Linked DNA regions of Mus musculus: all the other regions are linked to region 1. The links are chromatin loops, found by intact Hi-C in ENCODE. Cell type or tissue: heart. All regions are shown on one strand. Region 1 holds the start of Nrp2 (neuropilin 2). Region 2 overlaps Pard3b (par-3 family cell polarity regulator beta). Region 3 overlaps Pard3b (par-3 family cell polarity regulator beta). Region 4 overlaps Pard3b (par-3 family cell polarity regulator beta). Region 5 overlaps Pard3b (par-3 family cell polarity regulator beta). Region 6 overlaps Pard3b (par-3 family cell polarity regulator beta). Region 7 overlaps Pard3b (par-3 family cell polarity regulator beta).

The links. A loop is a pair of places that touch in the nucleus more often than their neighbours do. Peaks named below come from ENCODE experiments on the same cell type or tissue, not always from the same donor. Only the 100,000 strongest peaks of a DNase experiment are listed, where the experiment ranks them.
Region 2: a loop joins it to region 1, with 4 times the contacts of the local background. A loop is called at or near these places in 19 of 42 quality-filtered maps.
Region 3: a loop joins it to region 1, with 2.2 times the contacts of the local background. A loop is called at or near these places in 5 of 42 quality-filtered maps.
Region 4: it touches region 1 in a loop (2.9-fold over the local background); 5 of 42 quality-filtered maps call a loop at or near these places.
Region 5: a loop joins it to region 1, with 4 times the contacts of the local background. A loop is called at or near these places in 2 of 42 quality-filtered maps.
Region 6: it touches region 1 in a loop (7-fold over the local background); 19 of 42 quality-filtered maps call a loop at or near these places.
Region 7: a loop joins it to region 1, with 3 times the contacts of the local background. A loop is called at or near these places in 8 of 42 quality-filtered maps.

The regions. Positions count from the first base shown.
Region 1 is chr1:62,699,676-62,703,675 of GRCm38, reverse strand. It overlaps Nrp2 (neuropilin 2), which reads right to left and starts at 359. Exons shown (of 17, transcript NM_001077404.1): 1 at 1-359. In heart, a CTCF peak has its summit at 2,432 (motif pointing right); DNase peaks (open chromatin) are centred at 325 and 2,425; H3K4me3 peaks cover 1,192 bases; H3K27ac peaks cover 981 bases; H3K27me3 peaks cover 345 bases.
Region 2 is chr1:61,930,967-61,934,966 of GRCm38, reverse strand. The region is part of intron 2 of Pard3b (par-3 family cell polarity regulator beta); the gene reads right to left. Among named protein-coding and RNA genes, the nearest start is that of Pard3bos1, 68 kb to the right of the region's middle. In heart, no CTCF peak of the experiment used is centred here; no DNase peak of the experiment used is centred here.
Region 3 is chr1:62,173,007-62,177,006 of GRCm38, reverse strand. All of the region lies in intron 10 of Pard3b (par-3 family cell polarity regulator beta), which reads right to left. Among named protein-coding and RNA genes, the nearest start is that of Pard3bos2, 39 kb to the right of the region's middle. In heart, no CTCF peak of the experiment used is centred here; no DNase peak of the experiment used is centred here.
Region 4 is chr1:62,180,127-62,184,126 of GRCm38, reverse strand. All of the region lies in intron 10 of Pard3b (par-3 family cell polarity regulator beta), which reads right to left. Among named protein-coding and RNA genes, the nearest start is that of Pard3bos2, 46 kb to the right of the region's middle. In heart, no CTCF peak of the experiment used is centred here; a DNase peak (open chromatin) is centred at 2,296; H3K27ac peaks cover 703 bases.
Region 5 is chr1:62,242,490-62,246,489 of GRCm38, reverse strand. The region is part of intron 15 of Pard3b (par-3 family cell polarity regulator beta); the gene reads right to left. Among named protein-coding and RNA genes, the nearest start is that of Pard3bos2, 110 kb to the right of the region's middle. In heart, no CTCF peak of the experiment used is centred here; a DNase peak (open chromatin) is centred at 1,709.
Region 6 is chr1:61,922,784-61,926,783 of GRCm38, reverse strand. The region is part of intron 2 of Pard3b (par-3 family cell polarity regulator beta); the gene reads right to left. Among named protein-coding and RNA genes, the nearest start is that of Pard3bos1, 60 kb to the right of the region's middle. In heart, a CTCF peak has its summit at 1,620 (motif pointing right); no DNase peak of the experiment used is centred here.
Region 7 is chr1:62,410,617-62,414,616 of GRCm38, reverse strand. All of the region lies in intron 18 of Pard3b (par-3 family cell polarity regulator beta), which reads right to left. Among named protein-coding and RNA genes, the nearest start is that of Gm34881, 110 kb to the left of the region's middle. In heart, no CTCF peak of the experiment used is centred here; no DNase peak of the experiment used is centred here.

The DNA.
Region 1 (4,000 bases):
GGCTCTTGTCCTTTCTGGGTTCCCCTAAGCTGGAGCCTCCCCCGGCGGTTACACCCGCTTGGCCAGTCTCTGGAGGGGAGTGCGAGGCAGGAAGCTGCTGCGGCCGGTGCTGCTGGTGTTGCTGCGGGTGCGGCGGCTGGGATCGCCCGCGAGTGTGCGAGCGGCTCTCCGAGTTCGCTGGCGCCCGCCCTCACCTCCACCTCGCCCAGCGCCCGGCCGAGTGTCTGTGCTTCAGAGGATGTGCCGGGGGCGGGCTGCAGGCTGGTGCCTTGCTCGCCTCCTCTGCCTCCCCTCCGGCTCCCCCCTCGCCTTTTCAGGCCGAGCAGCATGTGGATGTCAGAGCCGCGGCAGAGCGATCCGATTACGCGCCCGCTCAGGGCCCGCCCCTTCTGTGTTCCTGATTAAAGAGGCAGCCGCGGAGACGCGCGGCGCAGAGCCGAGGACCGCGGCACCCAGCTCGGGCGGGGCGGCGGTGGCTCGCAGCCCCGCGGCCGCGCGATCAAAGTTAAGGTGCCACGCAACCCTGCCGCCCCTCTCCCAGTCCGCACCTCCCTCCCGCCCCACGCACCTTCGTGCGGGGCTGCGGGTGTGTCACACCCGGAGCAAGGAGCGCCCTCCCTTCAGGGCGCGCTGCCTCTGCCGGAGGGAAACTCCGCGGAGCCCGGGAAATTCTTGTTTCCCCTAAATTCCGAGACTCAGATGCTACACACTCAGAATCCAACACAATGCCACCTGCAATGGCGTTACAGAAGGAGTTGGGTGGCGGACCGCGTTTGGCGTAGGGAGCCAGTCCGCGGCTCAGCTCTGTGTTCCCAGAGGCAGCAAAGCGTGGCGGCGACACACACAGTCAGCCTTTAGCCTTCTCTGAACCAAACCTCAAATACTTCTTGGGCTTACTTCTCAGATCCTTTGTTGTGTCCCAAACAGGATCCTCTGCGGTCTGGGTTAGGATTTACTTCAACATGTGCCCTTAACTTGTAACTATCTGTAAACGAGGGACGATTTTATTGAATAAAGAATTTCTCCGGGCAATTAAATTCCCCACCCCCACCCCTGGCCACCCAATACACCTTCAAGCTTCCAACATAGTATAGGTACAGGGAGGCCTCTTGGACTGCTACTGTAACTACTTCTGTTCATGTTTCCCCAAGGTATTGTGGTCACAATGTTGACAGAAAGAAAATAGCATTGTGTTACCTATTTTTAAGTGGAGACATGAAAACTGTTTCAAGGCGCTATAAGCTAACAGTTGGAGAAAACACTTGCATCTTTGTTTCTGAGGGTGGCTGGGTGATCCCCAACTGTCATATTCACCAGGCACCCTTGCTTTACCATGATCAAGATCCAACAGAGCACACCTGGCAACCTTTTCAGTCCCCTTCCTAGCAGTCTGAAGATTAGGAAACATAAAGTTTGGGTGAGAAGGGACATGAACATCTGACTATACCATTTTTCCCCCTTAGCGTGGACTTATGGGTTCTTCTGGGTGGTTTCTCTCCTTATCTGGACTTGCCATTAGCGTTGTTTATCACAGCCAGTGTTTGAAAAAAAAAATCTGTAACTCTCACTTAACTGTTATTTACATGGAGATAAACACAAACAAAATTGAATCAGAAGTGATTTGCAACTAGTTAAATGAGGGATTTTCCAGTGGAAGTCCAGAGCCTGAATACCACATGGTTAATCTTAACTGCCTGGCTGCAAAGGGCTGGAGTTAGAGGCCCTCTGAGTTCTTCCAGAGAGCAACACATACACACACACACACACACACACACACACACACGTGCACACGCATGCACCACTCAAATACTCATAGGGGCTAATTTTGATTTCCTTTATCCTTTCTTTCCCTTCCCTGGGTTCTTCGATGAAGGAAGAGGGGAAGCCTGGAGTTTGGACCTTAAGTTCAAATCCTGGCTTGTGTTGTTGGCAAAACACTAATCCAAGAACAAACAACGCTATCTGTACTAACAGTGCCTGCAAGGAAAGAGTTACTTAGTGTCACAACCCCACTGCTCTCCAGGCATAGAAAACCATTCCTACTTAGACTAGAGATGCACACAGCAGCTTTCTGAGAACATGACAAAGGGCAGAGAGATGACTGGGGAGAGAGAAAGAAACCCAAAGCCCATTGGGAAGCCATAGGATGACAACCCCGAACTGCTGGGCTTGGGACCTCAGACTTGAGGGTTCCCATCTAGCTGCTTCCAAGGTTCTCCTTCGTTCTGGGAAAAGTCAGTAAGATTCAGCGTTCTGTCCCTGGATCCTGCTTCTGCCCATATGGATCTTCGTTTTCTCAGAGGTGTTCTAAAGGGGGCGCTAACTTGCTTCCTGGAAGCCTCTGTGCCTCTGCATGCAAGACTTGACTGCAGTCCACTGGAGTGAAGGCTTCCTGTTCTGCAGATGGCCAGAGGGAGGGAGAACCCCTGGGGAGTCAAACTGGTCAGAGCTTTTCCAATCCTCTAGGGGGCAGCACTCAATAAATAATGCCCATGCCACCAAAGGCCTCTACATCCGTGCTGGGAAGCTCCTGCCTTTTCAAAGGACTTCAGCAGACCAGGGGAAATTCAAAATCAGGCTACTGAATCTTCCAGCCTGCTCTGAACAATAGCGGAACTGGCCCCCAAACAGCTCGTAGTGAAGTGAGGACTCCTGAAATTACCTCTCATTCAGCTGGGATGCTCACATCACCATCCTTAATTATGAATTAATAATAATAATAATAATAATAATAATAATAATAATAATAATAGGTGGTCCTTAGGTGGGGAGGAGTGGGTTAGGAGAACATAGAGCAAGTTTCCAGATGACACTAAAAGGAAACTGTCCTCAGACACTTCCTGTGGAAAGTCAGGATATCCTGAGCTATACAGTCCCAAACTTTAAGGGCATTAGAATCATGGGGGGTGGGGAGGTGTTAAAAGTCCATCTCTTGGGTCACCAGCCTCCTGTGGGTAGAATTCCATAATCTGAGATGACTTCTGGGTATCTGTACTTTTTCCTACACATGTTTTAGATGATTTTTGACTCATAGGCCAATTGAACAATAATTCTGATATATGCTATTTACTGTACAGCCTTTGGTGCATCTCCTATTGAAGGATATTTGGAAAAGTACTCCCTTTACTCTTTCTCTGTGAACACTTTTTTTTTGGGGGGGGGGTCTGATGTTTCAGATTCCGGGAGAGCCTCACCAAGAATATATCCACAAAAGTGCCAGAATGGTGCAGCTCCTGGCTTTACTGTGTGACTTTGAGAAGCGGTGGGCCTAAGAACCTATTTGGAAACCACCTCAAAGATGATCTGGGGTAGCAAGGAGAGTTGGAGCAACATGGTCAGAGGGCCAGTTATTGGAGTTTGTGGAGCTGGATTCAGCCCCCCCCCCCCAGCCCCCATACAAGCATCACTGGTTGCTGCTAGCAGCTTCTTCAGGTATGCCTTTCCATTTGTGTTCATCAAATTGGATTAAGTGTTCATAGATGCGTGACTATGCAGGGGGCATGGAAACCAGACAGGCACTGGGGTTCTGCCTCCTGGGAACACAGGATCTCAAAGCTCCAGAAGTTTTCATGCTTCCACAATAGACACCACCTGTCACATGCTGTTCCCTTATCGGAGCCCTCGCTTCAACAAGCTCTCACCCTGAAAGGGAGAGATAGAGGCATAATTACATCTTAATCTGTAATTTACGGCTCTGTCCCAGTTAATGTTTAGCTGCATCTGTCTCAGAAGCAAACCTTTGGTTAAAATGTAATAGATCCTCATTTTGTATTCTCTCTCTTGTTTGATGTTGAAGTCCAGGTTCTGATCAATAGGAGTCCCCCATACCCCCACCCCCAACATACTTTGAAAATACTTATTTTTTTCCTTAACATACTTGAACACCACTTAATTGTTTCTTTTTTTTTTTGGTATTGTATTTAGTGGGTTCCCAGAATCCTTGCAGATTCTCATGGAAATCTTTTCCATTTCAAATTGTGTGTATGTATGTCTCAGCCTT
Region 2 (4,000 bases), 770 kb after region 1:
CAGCCACAGAGCTTGCTAAACTCCACTGGTATGTGAAACTACAGTCCTGGCATAGTTAGTGCTTCACAGCTTTCTAACTTTAAAATCAGAAACAGATGAAACCAATTAGATACATAGTCGATGCTGTAATATGTCCTATAAAAGAATAACCAGATCCGCCAAACTTTCTAGTCTCCGTGTCCTTTATGGAGCTCAATGTGAAGTTTCAAAAGTCCAGTTGTGCCTTGTTCTCCTTGAGCACAGGAATGATTTTAAATCTGCTACAATTCCCAACAATATCTGGGCCTTAGGTCTAACTCTGCCTCTCCTGGAACACTCAACAGTCAGAGACAAAGCACCGGAGCTCATTCACAGCTGCAGTACAAGAATGCCATCACCAATAATGACTATCTCAGTGAAGCCCCAACTTGCTAACAGTGACTATTTTCTTATTTTTAAAATATAAACAATAAATCCTACCTCATGGGGCTTTCATGAGGATGGAACAAACATAGGCCAAGACCAGAATAAATAGTGTTCAATTCTTTCTGAGAAAATAAATCTGTTTCCACATATACATAGCCCTATTACTTAAGAAAAATGTATGTGTTTCAAAAAGGAAGTCTCCTTTTCTATTTATAATACTACAACTTCATTGAGGAAAGTCTGTATATTTTAAATAACATTCCTCTGATGCTTACAATGTCCTCATTCTTCCAGAAAGAACTCAAATTATTAAACTTTCACTTCACATTTCCTTAGTAAGGTGTGTGTGTGTTTCACTCGTTTCAACAGTTGCATCTCAAAAGCAGTTATGATCTATTAATACTTTTCACCTCATTGGTTCTCTCATTAGCAATAATCTCATTTGCAATGGTTTTCTAGGATTAAGTGGACTTTCAAATGCCTTCAATCTGCAACTGACTATGGCAAGACCTCACTTAAAAACTTTTTGAAACTAACACTTATGATTGTCCATATGTATGAGAACATGAGAGCTCTGATAACACATACACTGTGTAATGTTCAAATCGGGAGAGGCATATCCATAGCCTCAAACAGTTGCCATTTCTTTCCTCTGAAACTTAAAAAAAAATCCTCTCATATATTTTTTGAAATATACTAACATTTTTACATCTGGAATCCTCCCACCAAAAAGCCCATGTGTTAAAAGCTCAGCACCAGCTTCGCACTGAGAGTGGAAACTAAGAGATGAGACATAGCAGGAAGCCTTATGCAAATGTGTCCTTGAAGGAGCTTTAGAACTAGGCCTCTCCCTTCCCTCTTTATTTACTTGTGGGTTGATCTGAGGTGAGCAGTTTTGCTCCACCTCAGGCTCTCAAGTTGAACTTTCCCTCTATTTACATTGACTATCTCAGATATTTTGTTACAGTAACACACACACACACACACACACACACACATTACTTATGATTCCCACATTGTTAAAAACAAGATCAGAACAAACTTCTATTTTTCAAGCCTTAGGATGGAAGACTTAGTGATTATCTTGTTTTCCCAAAGGAAATGCAGTTCATCTATATGAATGCAGAACATGAATTGCTGTCCATATGGAAACATCAAGGGACAAAATAGGTCTTGACAGTATTTTGAAAGATACACAGTTATGGATAAGGGGCTCTGTTGGTGAGGAAGATGAGAAGGAGTAGACAGAGATGGTGGTGATGAGATACTCTTCAGTAGTTATTAGATCTCAGCCACAGGTAAGATTTGCAATCTTCTCAAATACTTCCTTGGTAAGGGCTTAAACTAAAATGAAGCAGAGATTACATACAGGGCTGGCTCCACAGATCCTCTTTACATATGAAAACAAAAAGAGACATTAAAGTTAGCTATATAGTTCTCAGTTGATACTGGATTTAAACCCATTTTCCTGCTGGTTACAAAACACTATGTTTTGTTACCAATATAATAAAGGTTCCAATGACAAGGGATGCCCAGCAGCCCCCTTGGAAACTTATTGTCACCAGCATTTCCAGAGACAGTGAGAAAAATCTATGAATTTTTATTTTTTGATGATTATAAACAAATTGGAGAAACTGATAAGATGCTTTCTAAACTTGGACATGGGGTCTTTATAAGAGCATGGGAGTTCATTATGCATATGGGAAGATTTAAAGCAATGTTTTTCTAGTAAGGAGTAGTAGATTGGAACAAAAATCTCCAAAATTCTACCTTAACATCCAACGCATTCCCACTGGTACTTTACCACAGTCTTAACTTTCTGTTTCCATTGTAGCAGTTCAGAACAGTGGAGATTCACAACTTCTTCCCTTCCCTCAAAAGCTTCTAAGTCAGTGCAAAAGGCATGATTCTGCATTCAGAATTATTCATGTTTACTTCAATAAGGGCTAGCAGCTTCTAAAACAAATCAGTGATTTTGAAAAGTTCCCCAGGCAGGGCCTCCAGTTTGGAACCTGTCAGATCAGTCTGCCCCCTTCTACAGAAACAGTTCCTGGCATGCCAGCCCTCCTATGTGAAGATGGAGGGAGGGAGGTATACTGAGAGGCAGTCTACAGAAACAGGTTTGTAGGCAGCTATTTGCCAAAAACCTAACAATACTTGTGATAATGCATTCTACTGACATTTCACCATTTTCCAATCATTCTGAATATTAGAAGGATTACAGCAGGTTTATCTGATTCTTTTCCTCATGGAAGGTACTATCTAGAAAAGATATTTAAAGAAACACAACACTAAACTAGACAACAATAACTGCACATAAAATAACTCAAACACTGACAGGTGATGGAGAAGTCTCATTGGAGATATATGTCCAGGAAGAAGAGGATAGAGCAAAAGTGTCATTTAAAGCTTTGAGAGAGGAAAAGCAACAGGAATAACTAAGGATGCCCTGGAACCTCAGCTCTCCTAATCCAGTGATGAATGCATGCATTGGCAATCCATTCTTCCCTTCCCTTCCCTTCCCTTCCCTTCCCTTCCCTTCCCAGAGGCAAGGCCTTTGTGTACAATACACACAGTCCCAGAGTTTCTTTCATTCATCTTGCCTGGAAGCCACTGGGAATTTCTCTTTTCAAAGAAACCTTCACAGGGACAACAAGCCACTGTCTAGCAAGTCTATAAAGTCCAACACCTTGCCTCATTTCACAGATTAGGGCACACATGTTAAAGCAACTGATTTCCTCAACCACTGGAGATAACAATGGTGGGTGTGGTGAGCTAAATAGAATATAGGAAAAAAAGAAAGTTTAAATATTGCTCAATGTGCAATCTTGTCAATGTATCAACAAAATTATGTATAGAATATAAGACCATCTGTGAAGAAAAAGCTGCCAAATTAAAATTTATCAACTTATAGATGTTGAGGTGCTAATCTGTTCCACAAATACACAAACAGATAGATATGCACATATGGAATGACCAACCAAACAAAAGTGCTCGCCATATTGGCAAGCTTAAAATAATAATAATAGAAAATTTTCAATTAAGTAGCTAAAAGTTAACGTTCAAAGTCATATTTTCCTGTAATACATATGTGTCTGTGTTTAAGTATGAAGTAGACATCAATTGTTTTAAATTATGTTTTAAGATGAAAAAAGTGTTATAGAAACATCCTAACCTTATACCACAGGTGATCCCAACGAGTTTCTTTAGAAGGCTTCTCCAACGTTCTCCTTAATAAAACATTGAATCAAGATGCAAAGAAACATACATCAGCCAAAACACTGCAGCATGTTTGTTCTAATATAATCACAGGATGTTGGCTCCACTCCTAGATAATTATTGCATTAGTTAGCCAGGGCTCCCTGTAGGGATATGCAATTTTTTAAAGTAGTTAGACCAGATATCCTGTCCATGGGAAAGTCATTTGTGTGCAACCCCATGTCAGCTGCATCTTTCTGGGTGATAACAACCCTCTGGCACACTCAGCTAATATTCAAACTGCCTATGTACTTGACCACCATCTTCCTGCCCTCACTTTCTATACACATGATACACACATACAACATATATAATCTCACATGTCATATGTAATACA
Region 3 (4,000 bases), 530 kb after region 1:
ATCTCCAACAAAAGCAGCCTTGTGGTAAAAGGCACTAAGCATTTACATTCTGACACCTGGAAGCCGCAGGCTCAGGTACACTGACCAGCACTCCCGCATTCTGTTTCAATGAGGCTTTCCCAGAACATTTATCATCATCAATTTTAGCAAACCTAGATTTTGCTGACAGGGTCTAGAAACATTCTTTCAGGTGTAAGCGCTTCCCAGAGAGTAGCAAATGACTATTAATCCCTTAGCCTCCTGGTGGTTGAGCTCTTCAAAAGGCTGGCAGAGATGAACCCCAGAGTGGAGTCAAAATAGGTACAACATTTATCTCTTCAAAAGGAGATCTTACTTAAAAATTGTTCTGATAGTCTGGTAAAGGGGGTGTGTGTGTTTGAGGGTGGGTGGGTTTGGACCCAGCCTGAAGTAGCTGTAGCACATGGGCAGTCAGATAAAACTGTATCCTCAAGTGAACTTCTAGGGGAAATCTTCAACATACCATCTGTGGTGGTTTGAATAGGTCAAACATGGCCCCACAGACATGTGTTTGGCCCATGGAGAGTGACACTATTAGGGGGTATGGCCTTGTTGGAATAGATGTGGCCTTACTGGAGGAAATGTGTCACTGTGGAGGCAGGCTTTGACATTTTATGTATGTTCAAACCATGCCCAGTGACACAGTCTTCTTCTATTCTTGGCTCATCCAGCACCACGTCTGACTGCATGCTACCATGCTTCCTGCCAAAGTGATAATGGACTGAACTTCTGAACGGTAAGCCAGCCCCAAATTAAATATTTCAATTTATAAGTGTTTCCTTGGTCATAATGTCTCTTCACAGCAATGAAACCATTACTAAGACACCATAATTGGGCATGTATATGATTAAACATCAGATGCATTATGGGAAGGGAGAGATACGGTAACAGAATAACCTAACCTACCAATCAAAACAGAGAACCATTCTCACCACACCCTTTAGTGATCAAAACTCCTCTTTCTCTTGAACTGCACAACAGGAAGTGCTGTAACTGGGGGTCTTTTAGTATTTGCGCTTCTGTGGTTCCTGCTGCCCTGAAATGCAATCTGACCTTTTCTACTGCTTCGCTTTAAATAAATAAATAAATAAATAAATAAAAATCATTGTTACTTTTGTAAATCTCTGTGGGTTTTTTTATCCCAATTTCTTGAATAAGAAAGCAAGAACCTGGCAACATCTGACTCTGACTACTGTTAACAGAATAGCAGTGGAATATGGTGGCTACACAGGGACAATGGGAAGTTCCTTACTTTGTAGCATCTGATGAAGCAGACAGAGAAAGAGGGAGAATTAAGCAGAACAAGCAGATGCCAAAAACCCCACAGTCTCCAAAACACTTCCCTCCGGCTGTGTCTAAGTCTACAAGTTACAAGGTGGCATGTAACAAATTCTGAGCACAATCCAATTGAGTGTGGAAATTTAAACACACAATCGAGTTGGGCTTGAAGTCAAGTACAATTGAGTTTGCCTAAATGGATCAGGTGTAATTGAGTTGGGTAACTGGATTGCACTAACCACTGGCCCTTTGCCAGAATGAGGGGCTCCTGGCCAAAAAGGCACAACTCAATTGGGCTTGGAATTTTCACAGAAATTTTTTTTAGAGAACTTGAAATTGGTCACAGAATACAGAAGTAGGATCTGGAATTTGGCTGTTGAAGCTTACCAGCTCCAGCCACTGGGTTCTCCTAACCACTTCAGTTCTTTGTTCTTACCACAAATCTATTTTCCAACCATTCTGCAAGTTGAGTAAACACTGACATCATCAGAAGGGTGTGTTGAACAAAGCTCTGTGTCCAGTCTCTGAAGTCTGACTCAGCAGGTCTGAAAGAGCAACATCTGCAGGTCTGCCAAGTCCCTGAGTGATTACCAGTACCCCAGGCCCCTGAGACCACTCTTGGGAACCAATGTTCTAACAAACTTACTGCTGTTATTATTAAAGCATTTAGAAATACTTTCACATTATCTCTAACATTTCCAAATATACTTATTGTCATGTCTTCATGATTTTACAACTGGATTGTATCTTTATAACCTATGTATCTTTATAACCTATGGAGAAAGTTATGTACATTCAAAATAGCTGCCCAACTCACACCGTGCCATGCTATTGCTGCTGTAGTTTCTGAATCTTTCTGTTCAAAACATGAGATTGCTGTGTATGTTTTGATTTGTTTTAAAAGTGTCCATCACAGATAAGATGTGATCTGTACACTGGAAACATGAACAGGTTTAGTAATAGATGACATTTATTCATACAGTGAACTGTGGTAGAGTCACAGGACACACCAACAGGTGTGAGCACTATTTGGCACCCAGAGCATGTTAGCAGCTGTGCTTGGGTCGTTCTTCCATCAATCCTACAAGCTACATGGTGTTTTGATCCTCACTTGACAAATGTGGAAACACAGGTACCAAACGTTGAGTATGAGTACAAAGCAGGACTTTGCATCTAGTTCATAAGACTCTTAAATGTGAATTTTAATGGCCATTTCTCTATAATTCTCAAAGTCTGATGGAGAAATGCACCTTTACAGGAGGTTCTTAGTAAGCATTCCAACATCTCTTTTCCCTTTCTAAATTATCCCAAAGGACACTACTTCTCATACTTAGCCCCATGCTCAAGAAACTGTCCTGTTGGGCTGTCTAAAAGCTGTTGATGGATTTGATACTTCCCAGTCTTTGAGGGAATGATGGCAGGATGCCCTTCTGTTGTCTTGCTTTGCATTTTGAAATCCTGTACATTCATCAAGACCCATCTCAAATACTCTCATACTCATAAAGTTCTTCTCGATCTAGAACATTCCTGGAATCCTATAATACTTGATTTGTATCATTTGTTTCACTGGTAACTCTTCTTTATGGACTAGAAAGTCCTTGAAGATAGCATTGACTCAGTTCTGGAGTTCATATCGCAGAGACTGGATAGGATTTCCCCGGTATTGCCAGTAGAACACTATGCCTCCCAAGCAAGGGCCTTCCAAATGCTAAGCTCCCTCAGTGAGTTACACATACACAAAAACAGGAAAGGAAGAGGGAGACCTAGAAAGAAGGGATTTGGTAGGAGCTTGAAGAGGAAAAGAGAGGACAATGAAGGGAATTTGATGAGAGATCATTATATATGTATGAATTTATAAAAAAAAATCCAATTTAAAACAGCCAACACGTATTAGCTGAACAGAAATGTAGTAAGAAGGAATGGAAATTTTGCAGAAAGCTCAAGTGGAAACAGCCACCCTGCACTCCATCTTAAATCATTTAGAGATTTTTATTTTGAGAATCTATAGAGTACAGCAGTGTATGATTTTTCATAATAATTTAACTGCTAATCCAAACTCTTAAACTTTGATTTACTGTAAAATTATTTTGAAATTATCCTTCAATTTCTGTTACTTATTCACAAACAGCCTCTATAATATTCTTTCTTCCTTAAGTACCTTGGTTAATTAAGCATGGGATCGTTTGAATCAAATAGCCAAGGGGAATAAAATAATGTATCAGTTAAATGAGGTTCATCTAAGATTTCATACCAAAATTCTTCCATGATTTATGATGTTAAGTAATTTGACATTTGAAGGTGCTGTTATTTTTTCCCATTTAATAACAAGCTAAGCCTGGGGGCCTTGGAGCCACATCTCGTTTGCTGCGATGAGGTCACAGGCACAGGTAGCTGTGGTAGAATTGAAACCCTAAGCCAAACCACAGTTGAAGGCACCTCCACCTATATGCATTCTATTTGTGCTTCACAAGAGCAATCCTCCTAAGTGAAGGTCAAATCAGCATGACAAACATGGCTACGGTTTTGGTTCTCAATCATGCAGTGTGGGAGAAACTTGCTTGAAATACAGTTAATCCCACTTGCACAGGCCAGCATTTAATAGCAGCCAAATGTGGCAGGTAGAAATTATAAACACATTTGAAATTTTCTCAGCTCGTTTTACCCACCAGGGTTGCTGTGATTTTCAGGATAATTTAAAGACAAG
Region 4 (4,000 bases), 520 kb after region 1:
ATGTCACTGTGAGCTAAGGACCGAGATTGTATTTGAATTCATTTAGTATCTGGGAGGGCATGCATCTAATACATATTTGTTGTGGGATTACTTCATCAATATTGTTGACATTTCTCTGCCACACTGCCCCTTAGAAATAATGGTATCAAAGGGCACAGAATGTGACAGCCATATCTTGTATCTTATCTATAAAAACAGCTCTTTTAACATTTCTAAACTGAACTTTCTGGCATGTCTTTTAGAATAGAAATCATTCACATGTTGCAAATACCTTCTCTTGTGTTGTACAGGAGATTGTCTCTAACTAAAATACATGTGCTCCCCTCACTGAATTTTGAGAACTGACTACACTGAGACCCACCAAAGCCCATCTCAACTGCTGTCTCTCTGTGGTTAAATGGTCACCTAAGTTGTTCGAGTACTTTATATGTAACTAGAGTATAGCACTAATCACACACATCTAATCTTCATACAAATCTTTGAGGATAGGAACTGTCACAAGGACCACTTATGTTTATCCCACTAATATCTATCAAATACATGTCTGAGGACAAGCAGAGGGAATATAACAGATACTGTTGCTGACAGATACTCCTTGGTTTCTTTTTCTATATACCAAGCTACATTTTGTTTAAAAAAAAAAAAAAAAAACCTTTTAAAAAGTATGTTAATTAACTTCCAGCACTGAAATTAAAACCATTTGAGAGGCTGGTAGTCTATTTGTACAGGAATTTCTATTAACACTGTCCTCTTGGCCAGTTGGTATCTTGAAATGTTAGTAATGTTTTTGGGATGTCTGCAGCAGATGGAGTGACTGCCCTTCCCTGTTGCTATAATAATGCTTAGCATAATGACTGCTTACTCTTTGATGCCAAGAAAGGGCTGATCTATGCAAGGAAACGGTCTGTAGAAGTTTCCAAGAGAGTGACACATTTCTTTTTCTTTATCTGATTGATCACAGCCACACCTATGTTTTGATATGGGATGAAACAAATCTGCTATTCATATCTACACTACTGTGACAATTGATATCATTTGGCAACCACCCTCCTTAAATTAAGCCCATAAAAGTAATTTTAAAAAATTTTTATACTTAAACATAACTATATCTACATCAACACCTTGCTAGTTGATTTTAAAAGTTTGAATTCGGCCAGTGAACATTCCCTGTAAATAAAACTGAAAAACAAACAAAAAGTTGCTTTGACATATTTATTTTTACCTACTGGAGCACCTGCTTGGACGTAAGAACTAAATCAACATTCTTTATATGTTCAGTCTCTCCCGGGGCCTTGTCATTTAAACCATTAGTCACAGGTACAGATAGTCCAGAACACTTTTTATAGTTATAGAGCTTGAAAGAAGGACCTGAATCATTATTCAAACATGTTACAGATTAAAATAAAACAGGGAAGGGAGAACCCTGATGGGTTGTTTTCTTGCTAAGGTTTACCCTTGATCCCCAGCCTCTTTGTCCTAGGTGCTGGGTCCCAGAATTTTAGCAATCTCAAAAGGAGGGCAGTTGCTAAATGAATATGAGTGACATGGAAAGACTCCAATCTCATAGTAGTGCATATAAAGTACTGAGTACTGAAAGTAATGGATGTTTACGTGCCTCCTCAGTTTTTTTCTTATAAGTGGGAGGAGAAAAAACTTACACACTAAAAATATGGAATAAAATAAATCTGAGAGGTATATCCAAAGAGTAATTTATACATTATTTAGTAATTTGCTGTACTGTGAGACATTCCATATTTACATATATAAATATAGGTGCATATGATACACATACACATATCTAAGCTGTCATTTAATATTACACAACTGCATACATATTCAGGCCTTAACTTCCTAAGGAAGCCCTCCTGTGCTTCAACACTGCACATGAGCAAAACTCACATACTAGAATAATCTCCCCCATTCTCCTGAAAAGAAACAGAAAGGAAAACTTAAAATAAATGATCTTCCTTTTATTTTCTTCATTCTTTGAACAGTGGTAATTAACATTTATTCAATACTGCGCTCAATCATCTGTCTCCCCTGGGACAGCACTTTCAATTAAACCTCTTATTTCACCCAAGAACGCCTGTTCTCATTGACCACAGCACTTCTGATTCCCGGATTTATGATAATCGAATGCACATCTCCTCTGGAGGAGAATGGCCTTATGCATCCCGATTGTTCTCAGCCCAGCAGTGAAGTGAAAAACAAACTCATTCCACCCGGAAGCCAGGAAGGAAGCTGCATTTGTTTAACACAGCGAGGGGCCTTTCACTACCTGCCCAATGACCTTGACCAACTCTCTGCCCTGGCCTCTCCATGTGCTGGCTGCCCCCTGCCTGGCTGGGAGTTCCAGATAAGAGAGGCCAACTCCCCTGAGAGCCATTGAGAGCTGAGAGAAGAAGCAACACAATCTTTGGGTTATATTTCAAAGGTTTAAGAAGGAAAAGAGTCATTTACATGTGAGAGTGATTCTTTTCTTCAAGGAACTCCACAGGTTAAAGAGAAGACTCTTTCGTGGTGGGAGTGAAGGCTGGCATTTGAGCTTCAGCCTAGCCACTAGGGAGAGGTGGCTTTTTGTCTTTATTTTCCTCTCAACCAGGATAAACAGTACTTGGTGTCTGTTGCAGGAGTGCACAAATAATAGTGACATGTTATTAACTTTGCCAGTGTGAAAAATTACTTATTTATTTACAATCACACTCTGTTATGCAGCTGGAGACAAGGCTCGATCTAGAGTCCTTGCATTCTCCGTGACATAGCGAGTAAGTCACGGTTATGTAGAGCAAGCCTGCACCCACAAATCAACAGCCTTCATCTTTGTTTAATTTCTTTGCATGCCTACACAGCACATAAAATTATCCAGTTAATAATTGCATTAATATTTATTTATATAATTTATTTACAGCTTGTCTAGTATGAAGAGGAGCTGAGGGGTCCTGTATTTATGATTACACCGAAAATATCTGCCATATCCTCAACAGGTCACAAGAGCTGAACACACACAATGTTCTAATAGAACAATCCAGAAAACAGCTTTTGAGTATTAAAGATGACTTAAACCTTAATGAAGAATATTTATAATCTAGGCATTTTCTTTATGTGAGAAGGCAACAAGCTTTAAACAATTGGTGGCTGTGGACATGGCGTGGTGATTTTTCATTAGAAACCACACTGAAAACTTAGTTTTCTTGCAACTTGAAGAATCCTTTTTCTTCAAAAGAAGTAATAGTAAATTTTATATGGACTACAGGACTCTATTGTACTTTAAATATACCTGACAATATGAAATAATTTACATTCTAATAAAGGAATTGTCCTGAATAATATCTAGGGAAATTCACCAACATTCTTGCTCAGAAAAGAAGGAAAACAAAACAAAAAAAAGGACCACCTGTGTTTGCACACTGGCTGTGGAAATGAAGCTCTTTATGGTGGCCATGGAGGCTGTGACATCAGGGGAGGACCAAAGGAGGGGCTCCCTCTGCACCTATTACTATGGCAACTAGTGCTGTCATGGCAGAAGGTCAAAGACATAGCCATGAGAAAGATAACTGCTGGCAATTTGCTAGCTCTCCACTTACTTAGGAGCTAGCAGTCTGTGGGTCAAATGCTCCCTCGGCATGCTGAAGTGTGAAAGAAAAACACAGGCGGCGGAGGATTCCTGCTGCCCATTCATATCTACAGATCATTCATAATTCAGGTCCTGTCTGAACTGAGTGTAGGCCAAGATATCATGCATAGAAATTCAAAGAGTAGTGTTCAGAAGGAGGAAGGATCTCAGGAGACCATATACTTCAAACTCCTTTTATAGATAAGAAAGTTCATTTTGCTTGTTTATTGTCATATCACTTTTATTTAACAATGTTAGTATTATTTGCTTATAATTAATGGATACAATTGGACTCTTATGACTTCATCCCAGTTCAGAGTGCTATTGTCTCAAAGAGTAAATATCAAAGGTTGGAGAAATGGGATATATATGTGTCTTTAGGGACAG
Region 5 (4,000 bases), 460 kb after region 1:
TTCTTGGCTCATGGGAACTCAACTATCTAATGATTATACCTCTTCTTGCTAAGGTTTTTTATTTTTGTTTTGTTTTGTTTGTTTTAGATAAATAAGAAGCTCCAAGCACAGAGTCTTAAGTGACTTGCTATTTAACTTCCTTAGGATGATAATGAACAACTAATTGGTATGTTTCAGGAACGAATATCAAATGCTATACCTACACCTCAGAATATAACTTGACCCATTGATCTCACTCAGAAAACAAACAAACATATTCAAGGCCAATATCACATATAATACTTCCATGACTTGTCCACTTATAAATTCTATCAAGGAAAAGAGGCCCGGGTTATTTCATAGATCCTCTGCAGATTGTCAATAGCCACTACTCTTGATGAATTCTAGTAATCTAGGATAGCTGGTTTATAATCGTGGTCCACTTAGAGCACAAGAATAACAATTCTTTTTACTTCCACATTCAGCAGCCCTACTTTTCCAGCTGGAGCACCGTCCTTCTGTATACGAATAAATAAATAAATAAATAAATAAATAAATATCGTCCTTCTGTATACGAATAAATAAATAAATAAATAAATATCGTCCTTCTGTATATAAATAAATAAATAAATAAATAAATAAATCACAGGAACTGTCTCTGCTCTCCACCCCTTATCTGTTAGGAAACTTAAACAGTGGGCCATCATACTCTTTCCTAGATTACACAAAAAGTTCCTTTGGAAGCCATCCCTTAACTCCTGGGCATTCCTTTCCTGTTACAGTTTAGTATAGCAACAGCTGCCATATCTCCCATCACATACTGGCTCCTGGGGTTTAAGTAGCATGGTAAATAGTTGGTATTCAGTAAGCGTTTGTTCATCAGTGGCTCGATACCTCTGTAATTGTCTAGTTCTGCCTTGATAAGGCATAAATCTGGTTCACCTAGTATTCCTTCCTATTCACTTGCTTAACTAATTGAGAATGTGAGTAAACACCATCTTTTGAGATTACCATTAATTTCTATTTACCAACTAGATTTGTTTGTTATTTTAACATTAGACTTGGTGCTAAAATAGGAAGAGTTGATTGAGCTTTTATCATCTTCAAAGGAATTATTTATTGACTATAATAATAAAGAAAACCTACAGGACTAATTTTACATTAAAACAGGTCAATATATGACATATCAATAAACTAGTATAAAATCAGAATGGATAATTTTTATAATGCTTCTGTATGCAGTCTTTAGAGTATTTGGCATATTCTATGTACAAAAATAAAAACATGAGAAATATCATTACAAAAATAACATTAAAAACAAAGGAGAAAAGTGGGATTAACTTACTTATATCATTCCCATCTTTGATCTCCTATGAGACATGCCAATTTCTAAGCGGACTAACCCAAACCTACAAAAGAGTTCTATTCAAAGTACTTCTCTAACATTTGCCTTTAGAGGAACAGAAAATCAAGTTGTGTATAGTTTACAACAACTGTGTTCTACAGACATTCCCTAAATTTAAAAAATAGACGCTACTAACAAAGAACAAAACTGCTGACTAGCAGATCGTCAAAGACAGTCAGTTTATCCCCACCCACCCCCTGAGTTTACAGAGAGTTATGCAAGACACATGCAGTCTGCAAAAGGAGACGAGGAAATATGTGATATTAACAACGTCCATTGTCAGAAAACTTCCTACAATTTCATCTGGCCGCCTCGTGCAGGACTGTAGTCTCATTTCCTCCCATTGAACAGAGGCCGACATCTGCTCAGGCCTCCTCAGCTGCACTGCCCTTAGCCCTCTCTCCCTGTGTCACAGACACTGTCTGAAGCAGGAGTGGGAGCCCGAATGGAAGCAGGACACAAAATTCTTTTTTAAAAAATCTTGTGAGAAGCATCATTTTAAACTTGATTTGAATGGGGCTATAGATTAGGTCAACAAAGGGGCCAAAATTCTGAAGTACTATCCCTTAAATAATTGAGACTAATTCTTAAACACTATTATGGGGTCATAAAACACCAAGCCTGGAAATTAAAGATTTTTATGCCTCATCAAAAAGTCTTTGAATGTAGTTCGCTGGCATCCTGCCAATAAGGGCAGCTCTTTGGGGGGTGGGGGGAAGCCCTATGCCAAAGGCCAAAAAGGCAGCTGTGTTATTCAGCTTCCGAGGGCTTCCAACTCAACACCCACACAAGCTCAATTATGAACAAATTAAAGGGATCCAGACGGAACATAGTAATTCGGGTAATTTAAATAAATAGAGGAAAGTCTGCAATTAGTAGAGAAAGATTGATTTTCTGGAAAACCCCAAAGTATCTACACAGTCCCTTAAATTGTACCCCAGCCATTGAATAAGTATAGTTGCAGCCAATTGCTTAAAAATAAATTTCTTAAACATCATTGCTCTGTCTTAAACATGGCCACATGCATGTTCCAAAGATATCTACTAAATATTGAAACAAAAATAGCCTTCCCAAATCTAGACTGGTTCTACGAAATTAAGAATACCAAGTAAAACTACTGTCAGTTTTTGCATCATGCTTTACAGTGTGGCCACACTGAAACCCTTCTGGAGAAATTCCATATGTAAAACTATAGTTAACCAAATGAACTTTACAAGTTCAGAGAAAACAATTATTCAAAAAGAATCAGAGATTAATTGTGTACAAGTTACTTAATTAGCTTGCTTTTAGTTTATTAACAAAGAAAAATATATACTGTCACTCTGTATAGATCCCTACAAACCCCTTAATAAAATTCAATACCTGTTCTTGATTTAGAGAATAAAGGGACTAGTGAAAAAAGTTTAGGAAACTAGGACTATCATGAAGCTATTTTAACCTGATAAAGTGGTTGTCTCAGGAACCCACAAATACCATTTATACACATGCATACACCCCTACCCCCCTCACTCATACAATGAGGAAACATTCCTATTAAATCTTTAAACTCATTTTGATTATTTGATTCTAATGTTCATGAGAGAGTCAATGCATTCGAAGAAACAAAGTAATTTAACTTTGAAAGAAAATCTAGTTTTCTACTTAAAAAGATGAATCAGAAGAAAATTATCCTATAAGTAACTAAAATTCCTAGTACTGGCATGACAATTTGAGCAGGGCAGATTTATATGTCAATGAACCAGCATGTCTGTAAACCCATCCGTGTGTAAATGTGAAGGAGTCTACTATCTAATGAGGCTACATTCCAAATTAATAGTAAAGGTTAAATAATATATTAAGTTTTTAATCTTTCTTTAGAAATATTCATATACTATGAATAAAAATATATTATTAATCGTTTACATAAAAGCCACCTGAAGAAAATAAATGAGATAAATAGGACACCAAGAACCAGAACCAAACCAAACCAAACCAAAGGAAGACAAGATGGTTTATATGGCAATGAATCTAAACTGTTTGTACTTGTGTTTCTGTGTGCATACATGTTGCAGGGAGGGTGCCTGGGCACATCTCTGTGAATGAGTCAGACACTGACCACAGAGGCAATCTCAATCACTTTCCACATTAGATTTGAGACAGAGTCTCCCACTGTAGCTGGATGTCTCTTATTGTCTGGACTAGCTGTCCGGCGAGCTCCTCTAGGCCTTCTTGTGTGCCTTCCCAATTCCAGAATTACAAAGCATACTCACTTCTGATGCTTTTAAGGTGGGTACTAGGGCTCTAGGCTCAGGTCCTCATGGTTTTACAGTGCATGCCTTATTAAATGAGTACTTGTATCAGTCCTATCAAGCCATGCTTTACAGTAAACAACACCAAGATCAAAGGGAAAATGCAAGAAACAATTTACAACACTAAAATATACTATTCTTTAAAAAAAAAAAAAAGGAACAAATGACATCCTGGTAAAGGACAAATAAAGTAATTCAAATAGGAAGATACAAATGGGCCAAAAGAATGCTACATAAAATAAAACCCTTAGTTAAGTTCAAGTCCCATTTAAATGGAAGAGAAAACCACAGTGTAAATCAAGAGAGTCGTTCATTCTGTGCTATGCAG
Region 6 (4,000 bases), 780 kb after region 1:
TCTAAATGGATCAAGAATTTCTCTGTGAATCAAACTTCCCCAAGAGACCATTGAGAAGGCAACACCAGGAGGAGATGTGCCCTCTTGAAGCCCAGTGCACACACAGACAAAGTCAATACAGAAGACATAACATTCTGCAACATTTAAAAAAGTATGACTGGGAACAGAGGATAATGGTTATTGGGACTAAGGCTCCTGCTTGAGGCAAACAGTAATGTACAGATAGGGTCACACTGCTTAATGATTTAAAGTGGATCTGGAATAAACCAGCTGCTTATGAATGGATTACGAGGGCTGGAGAAATGGCTCACTGGGCTGGAGAAATGGCTCACTGGGTTAAGGCACGAGCTGCCTAAACCTGGTAATCTGAGTTTGAGCTCCAGGCCCAATGTGGTGGAAGGAGACAACCAACTCCAACAATTTGTCTTCTTTCATGACCACACACATACACACACAAGCAAGTAAATAAATAAGTAAACAAACAAATAAATAATTGGAATTTTGAAAGAGGAAAGAGAAAAGCACTGCGTATAGGTAGGAAGGTATTCTGAAGAGTGAAGAGTGAATAGAAACACAGATCCAAGAGTCAGATGGGAATCCCGTTTCTCCTTTTACTAGCTGCATGATCTCAAACCAGGGGCCCTGGCTCTCTGAGCCCATTTCCTTGTCTGCTAAAATGGGTCTAACAGCTTGTAACTGCATTTTATTGCTGCAAGGATGGAATGGCATCCAAGTGTTCTATAGGGAAAAAGTCAAAGCATGAAGCCTAGTAAAATTGTGTGTGAAGGAGGAGCAGGGCAGCTTCAGCAAGAGCTGGACCCTGAAGCGTGTCAGTTTGTGGATACATGCTCCTTATCCGTGCTTCATCCACTCGGTCTTCTGAGTGCAAGATCCCTGTTTATCCAGTACATAATTACAAGATTCCTATAAAGTGAGCACAATGACCTCATCAAAGTCAGCACATGACCTTCACCGGCTGTCCCAACAGCTAGTACACAGGGTGACATCAGTCTGGGCATATTCCACAGGATTCTAACGCATGGAAAGACAAAGGACCAAAGCTGTACAGCTGGCTCAGTACAGAGCTGGGGAGGGAAGCAAAACAACCATCCACAAAAACAATAACAGCATTTCCTCTCATTGTGATACATTTCCACATTGTTAGATATATGTTCTATACTATATTATGGATCTAATCATACCTACCTGTAATAATCTATACGTATAAAATTTTGCAGGTGAATGTGAAATAATTTCCATGTGTTCCTTTTTGATCACTTGCTGTGTTATCAAGATGTCTGAGATTACTTTTAGAAGAAGAAGAAAAAGAGAACAAAAATAACTACACTTCTAATAACAAAAATATTTAACCTGGTTTGAAGTCAACACTGTTTTCTGGTTTTGTTGTGGTCTGGGGAATTTTTATTTTCATTTCTTTTTTGAGCAGCTCCCAAACAAATGATAATTACAAAACTGCAATTATCTGTCCATTTTAATGACTGTGTTAAAAGTCCACACTCTCTTGAAAAGGAAAGGGCAAGAAGGCTTTCCAGTGGCATTTGTCTCCTAACACCACAAGAAGGCATTGTATGCATTTACAGAAGATCTTGTAGCTCCATCTAGCTCCAGCAGACGGAACTTGGGGAATATAGAATTACACCCTACAGAGAGAATAGAACAGAGGAGGGAAATCGGGACAGGCCAACAAGAAACTACACAAGAACCAAGTTTGTGAGTGCAGGGAATTTGTCAATTAACACTGATTAAAAAGAATACTCATTAGTTAATTGACAGTTGATTTTTTCTAAATAAAGAAGTCAGTCCTGTCATCATTCCTTGCCTTTTAGCATCTCATTTTTTAAAAATAGGACCCATAATGTGAGGCGGGATCCAAACTGAACATTTTCTTCCCACTGAAATGTTCTTCCTCCTCACACATTTAAGCACTGAGTTCTGCCTAGAGCTCCAGAAAACCAAGAAGTACCTTCTTAAAGTGAAAGTGATGGATGAAGCAGGAGCTGTTGCAGAAATACCCCATGGTTGGTGTTTTTTGATTTGAACGTAGCTTGTTTTACATTGTTTATAGCCTACAGTAAATCAAACAGAACAGCTTACAAATTGCTCCAAAGGGGTGTAATTTAAAATATAATTACAAATTCATGAAAAACCTATAAATATATCTTTAATCTGAAAATACAAAAATAAACAGTAAAATACTAAGTGATTAGTTAGGAAAATAACTATGGGCCTAAAATTAAGATACAGAGGAAGTATATACACTTGCAAGAGAGAACTTTTTCAAGTCAATTCCCATCAGATTCTGTATCAGCACATTAAGCGGGGATTTACAGCTGATAGTGTGAAATGAAATGACAACGTAATTCCTGTGTTTTGTTACAATGTCTGCAAACATTTTTAAATGTTTTAATAGTAGAAAGCTAATCTTCCATTTCTCTAAATGTCATTTGATGTTGTAAAGATCAAAACAAACCCCCATAATCCCTGTAGCCAAAACAAATGGGTATTTAATTCAGTTTAACTAGATTCCGGTTAAATATTAAGGAGCATTGTGTCCACATCCTTCCTTCCTTTGAGACAGTCATTTTGAACTTCACTTTCCTCAACTGGCGTGCAGTTGCACATTGCTTTCATAGAGCACAGGAGCATGCCGCCTGTTTTGTTGTTCTTGAAAATGCTTCAACTTAACGATTAATCTCCAAGATTTAGCAAATGACTCCAACCAGGATGGTTCTGGCTTGAAATCCCTACACTGAGCACTACCCTCATATGTGGGACAGAATTAAGACCACATACCTCCTGGCTTAATGAGAGGATCAAAAGTCTAGTTCTAGGCTAGATCTTCCCAGACTGTCAGCCCCTCCCTGTCCTGCTATGTCAAAGCCTACTGGGCAAGCTCTGTAGAAGCCTCCAGGAGAACCCTGAGAAGCATTCAGATGAATTAAGCAGCAGCATCTTTTACCTTCAGCTAGGGATACTCTGAGTTATAGTTACAGTAAGAGGTATTTTGGTAGTTATCCAGTTAATTGTCATGCTTTACACTTTATTTGGCCTGGAGCCTGACAATATACTTAACTTCCTTGCTTCCCAAAGTAAGAGGGCTTTCTCTGCCACCCCAGGCAAGGTGCTCATTTGAGGAGACTTGCAAGTGAGAACAAGGAAAAGAGAGAGAAAGAGAAATGACAAAATGCCACCAACAGAAAACAGAAGCTGTGTTCTAACAGCATGGCCAGGAAATTGTAGGAAGAGTTGGAGGGGTGAGGTCGAGGGCCCGGCACCCCACTCTCATCTGAGCTGTAGTCTTATCAGTATGTGTCCTGATAAACAATGGCAAATAGAACAGAAAAAGGGACAAAGGGAGACTGATCATTTATAGCCCTCATGAAAACAGGAACATATCCTGGTGTTTATATTGAAAATATCACACATACACACACACATACTCTCTCTCTCTCTCTCTCTCTCTCTCTGTCACACACACACACACACACACACACACACACACACACACACACACACAAACACACCTTTACATATCCCACATACTTGTATAGAAGGGAGGGACTAGAAAGTTTAGGGTAAGAATAAGATTCAATGCCTACATATGTTTGCTTTTTCTCACTATTTTCAGACTTTTTTGATCCTAGGGAAGAAAAATGTTAGTCATCCCCATGCTCACTCCAGTGCTACATAACTGGATAAAAGAATCAGAGCCAATATCAGCAAACTCCCTGCATTAAAAAGAAGACCTCATACTGCATCAAAGAAGTTATCAGACTATTTTGTTGTCTTATGTTTTTAGACACTCCTAAATATATATATATATTTATATATATATATATTAGTTTTAATAGCTGCCTGGTTCAGCTTGATTTATTTTATTTTATTTTTTATTAATTTAGGTATTTTCTTCATTTACATTTCCAATGCTACCCCAAAAGTCCCCCAAACCCTCCCTCCCACCCCCCCCCCCACTATCACT
Region 7 (4,000 bases), 290 kb after region 1:
ATGAAGTTCAACTATACCAAATGTGTATCAACTGATGGACAAATACTAACTGTAGGTAGTGGAATATTTACCAATAAGATGGAGTGAGATACTGATACATAATGATATACATATATACATATATTACTTTTTTGTTGTTGTTTTTGTTTTTCAAGACAGGGTTTCTCTGTGTAGCTCTGGCTATCCTGGAACCCACTCTGTAGACCAGGCTGGCCTTGAACTCAGAAATCTGCCTGCCTCTGCCTCCCAAGTGCTGGGATTAAAGGCGTGTGCCACCACTGCCCAGCTATATATTACTTATATATACATGCATATATCTATTATATATTATATAATATGTATATATTACATATATGTGCATGTATATATCTATTATATATTACTACACACGCACATACACATATATTACTGATAAACCATGAATGGACCTTGAAACAATGTGTTAAGTAAAATAAATCATAAAAGACAAATGCTATGTAATTGTAGGTATGTGAGATGTACAGAATAGGTATTTATATAGATGTAAAAAGTAGATTAGTTATCATTTGGGGATGAGAAGAGAATCAGAGAAATGAAGAATAACTAAGGGGTCCTTGATTTCTTTAGGTAATGATGATGGGGATGGTTGCATTACTGCAAACATGTGTAAGAAGAGGTGCTGTTTCCCTAACTGGTTCTTGATTTTGTCAATAAAGAAGCTGGAAGCCAATTGCTGGGTAAAAGGGTAAAGGTGGGACTTCCGGGTCCCAGGAAGAAGGGAGGAGACTCAGGAAAAGAGGAGGTCTTTTGGCCAGGCTTTGGGATGGGAGGCATGCAACAACCATGTAAGATCTTGGGTGGCAGATGGCTGAACTAGGCTAACTGATAAAGTTAGGGCAGGAGATTTCAGTGCCCAGTGGTTGTGCGACCTGGTTAGTTTTAAAATAATAAGGCTGTCTAGTGTTTTCCTTCCACGGAGCCAAGGTGGGCAGGAGAAGGAGAGAAGATGGGTCGGTTGATGGTGGCTTGGCAAAGCTAGCTGGGAGGAAGAGGGTAGCTGGTGGAGCATGGACAGCAAGCAACTCCTGGCTTCCCAGGGTTGGGGGTTGGTTTCGATAGATTGGAGCTAACCCGGGAGCACGGGCCACAGTTCCAGTCAAAGGAGGAAGTATGCTATTAAAACTACATGCGGCACATGTGAACATCATGGATGCATATACCTTGTCGCGTGAACTATATAAAAGAGCTCCTGATTACATCTTAGCAATGTGCCCCACCCATAGAAAGTTAAGCATTTGAGAAAATGACCACCAGGATCACCAAGGGAAAGAAGCCAAAGGCTGGGGCTTAGACCAGAGGCTAATTTCTCCAGATGCTCATTGCAGAGTGGACAAGCATGCACACAGGCCAGGAAAATCTCCGTTCTCTGATGTTAATTTCCTAATCTTGTATTGCACAACCAAGAGTCAGGAGACATAAACACTGAGGTCAGTGCACTGGGGCTCTGTATATTAAGTTTAAAACTCGGCAGAGTCTTTCTACCATTGTGTTTAGCGAATTCAGTGCCCTTGTATAGAATATGTTTCCATACTTCTATGTATGTAGATAGTGCTGAGGATTCAACTCAGGAGTAGAATTCATGCTTGCCATACATCAGGCTCTGGGTTCAATCCCTAGAACTGGTTACAAACAAAACAAAAATGTGCCACACTGAGGTGAATGCTGACTCTTGATGACTTCACTGCTATTTCCAAAGGATTATATGTTAGACCACTTAGAGCAGCATATTCATTTCTCGAAAAGCTGAGCTGCAAGAACAATTGGACAAATTCCTGTTCTCTGTGAGGACTTCGTTCTAACGGTGAAGGCCTCTGATCTGTGACTAGGAATATTGTGGACTAACAGGTGTGGTGCTACCGAGCAGTGGTTGCTGACTTGAAAGGTGTCCTCACTGCCCCTATTAGAGGCACCGCGGTTGAAGTGACATACATAAGAAATATGGACCGCAGACCACCCACAGCCAGAAGCAACAAAGAGCAAACCACACACAGGCATAATTATTTTTTAAGTGGCTGGCGCCCACACCCAACACAAACATCACCTTACCACTCACTCCAGCAGCAGACTTCAGTAAGTAACTGGGATGACACTTGAAGCATTCTTTCTCATAAAGTTAAAAGTGCCACGGTCATCTGTCTGTACTTTTAGAAATTCCTAAGCAACAGCTTAAATTCAGCTCTCAAGTTGCAGGTTCTCCTCCTCAATCTAGCAGCAATTCTCAGTAGGTGAAGGGAGAACAACAGGATGAGCTGTTTCCTCCTGGCACCCCTGCTTCCTGGAGGTGAGCTATACACACAGGGAGAACCACTGCTGCCTTCACCCTGGCCGCCCCTGCTCTGTCCAGCTGCTCTTCCTGTCCTCCAGAATGGCACCCATTTCCTGTGCTGGTCCAGGGCGTGTGTTCACCAAATGGCAACATAGAGAAAGAGTGTCTAACTGTCTGAAAATGTCACTGTAGTTGTTCACTGCAAAGGACTCTGCTATCCTCTTTGATTACACCCGTACCCCTGCCCAGGTCTGTTAGCACACTCATGAGCTCTTCTTCGGGTGACAGTGGCTGCAGTAGAGGGGAAGTTGGATTCCTCATGCTATTACTTGGTGGGACTTGCTTCCTGGTAGTGACCTCTCATTTTAAACAAAATTGATTAGTCTGGGAGCTGCTCTTCTAGAAAATGGCTTGTGACTGTTGTAGGCATCGCACATCATTAAGACAGATAAAGAGCAGGGGAAAATGACTAAGGATCTTCCGCCCTTTTCTCTCAGGGGACCCTTCCCTTGTTTGCAAGGGTCCCCGTGTCACTCTGAAAGCATTTCCTTGGGGCATTGAAGAAAAGATGTTCTTGGGAGCAGGCCAGGAGGTAGTGGCTCTAGGGACAAAATCTCCAGGAGGGACCCCAGGCCAAGGAGAGAAATGTGGTGTGATCTGTTGAGAGCTAATGACTGCAGCTCAACCATTACTTGTTTTTGTTTTGTAGCCTTCAATTAATTGGCAGAATAAGCCTGCCCATTGTGTACAGTCTGGAGATTTGCCGAATGCAGACGTTGTAGGTTGCTTATATCTAGCTAATTAGCAGAGTTACCATTTTTGTGGTAATGGGGACTTAATGTGTACCCTGCCAGAGTTCTTCAAGTATGCAGTAGGTCATCAAGAACTACAGTCACCATGGTGCACACAACCTCTGACCTTAGTACTGTACCATTGTGACATGCATCCCCTGACCAGCACTGCACCACCTCTTCATAATCACCATGTGGAACTCCTTTTTGTTTTTTTTATGACATTAGTGTTTCAGTGTGACCATGAGTGATGTCACATGGCATTTGTTTTCTGTGCTTGACTTAGTTCACTCAGAATATCCTCTGTGAGCATTCACGTGGCTATAAATAACAGAATTAGGGCTTCATTGTATAAATATTACATTTCTCTTTCTGTTTGTTGAATGACCTTCAGATTCATCCCATTTCTTGTTTTTTTGTGGCTAGTACTATAATAAAAATGGGCAGGAATACCACTGATATAATAATGTTATTTTTTTTTAGCTATGTACATGTCTCCCTGTTTATTTTTAAAACACATCTTTTGTCTTATACTAGGCCACTTTATTAGCAATGTGCTAATTTAACAGAAGAGTTTTGTCAGTTAGTATGTGCTAGATTATGCACAAGGTATGGAGGATAGCAAAAGTTAGGTCTCTAAAGAGCTTGTTGTTATTCACGGAGAAAGTTTAACAAATGAATATGTGTTGGGATTGTCTGCAATGGAGGATGTAGAAGTACTCAGACCTTAATGAACAAGCAGAAGAATCCTTCCCAGGAAAGAGGAGAATGGAGAATATGATCTGGGTGCTGAAAAGCGAGAAGAAAAAAGTTTTCTTCTGCCTATTTTAAGGGATAGTTCTATGTTCAAGGAGGAAAGTCCACCACTGGAGAATAAACAGAATGTGGGGACTCAGAGATCACC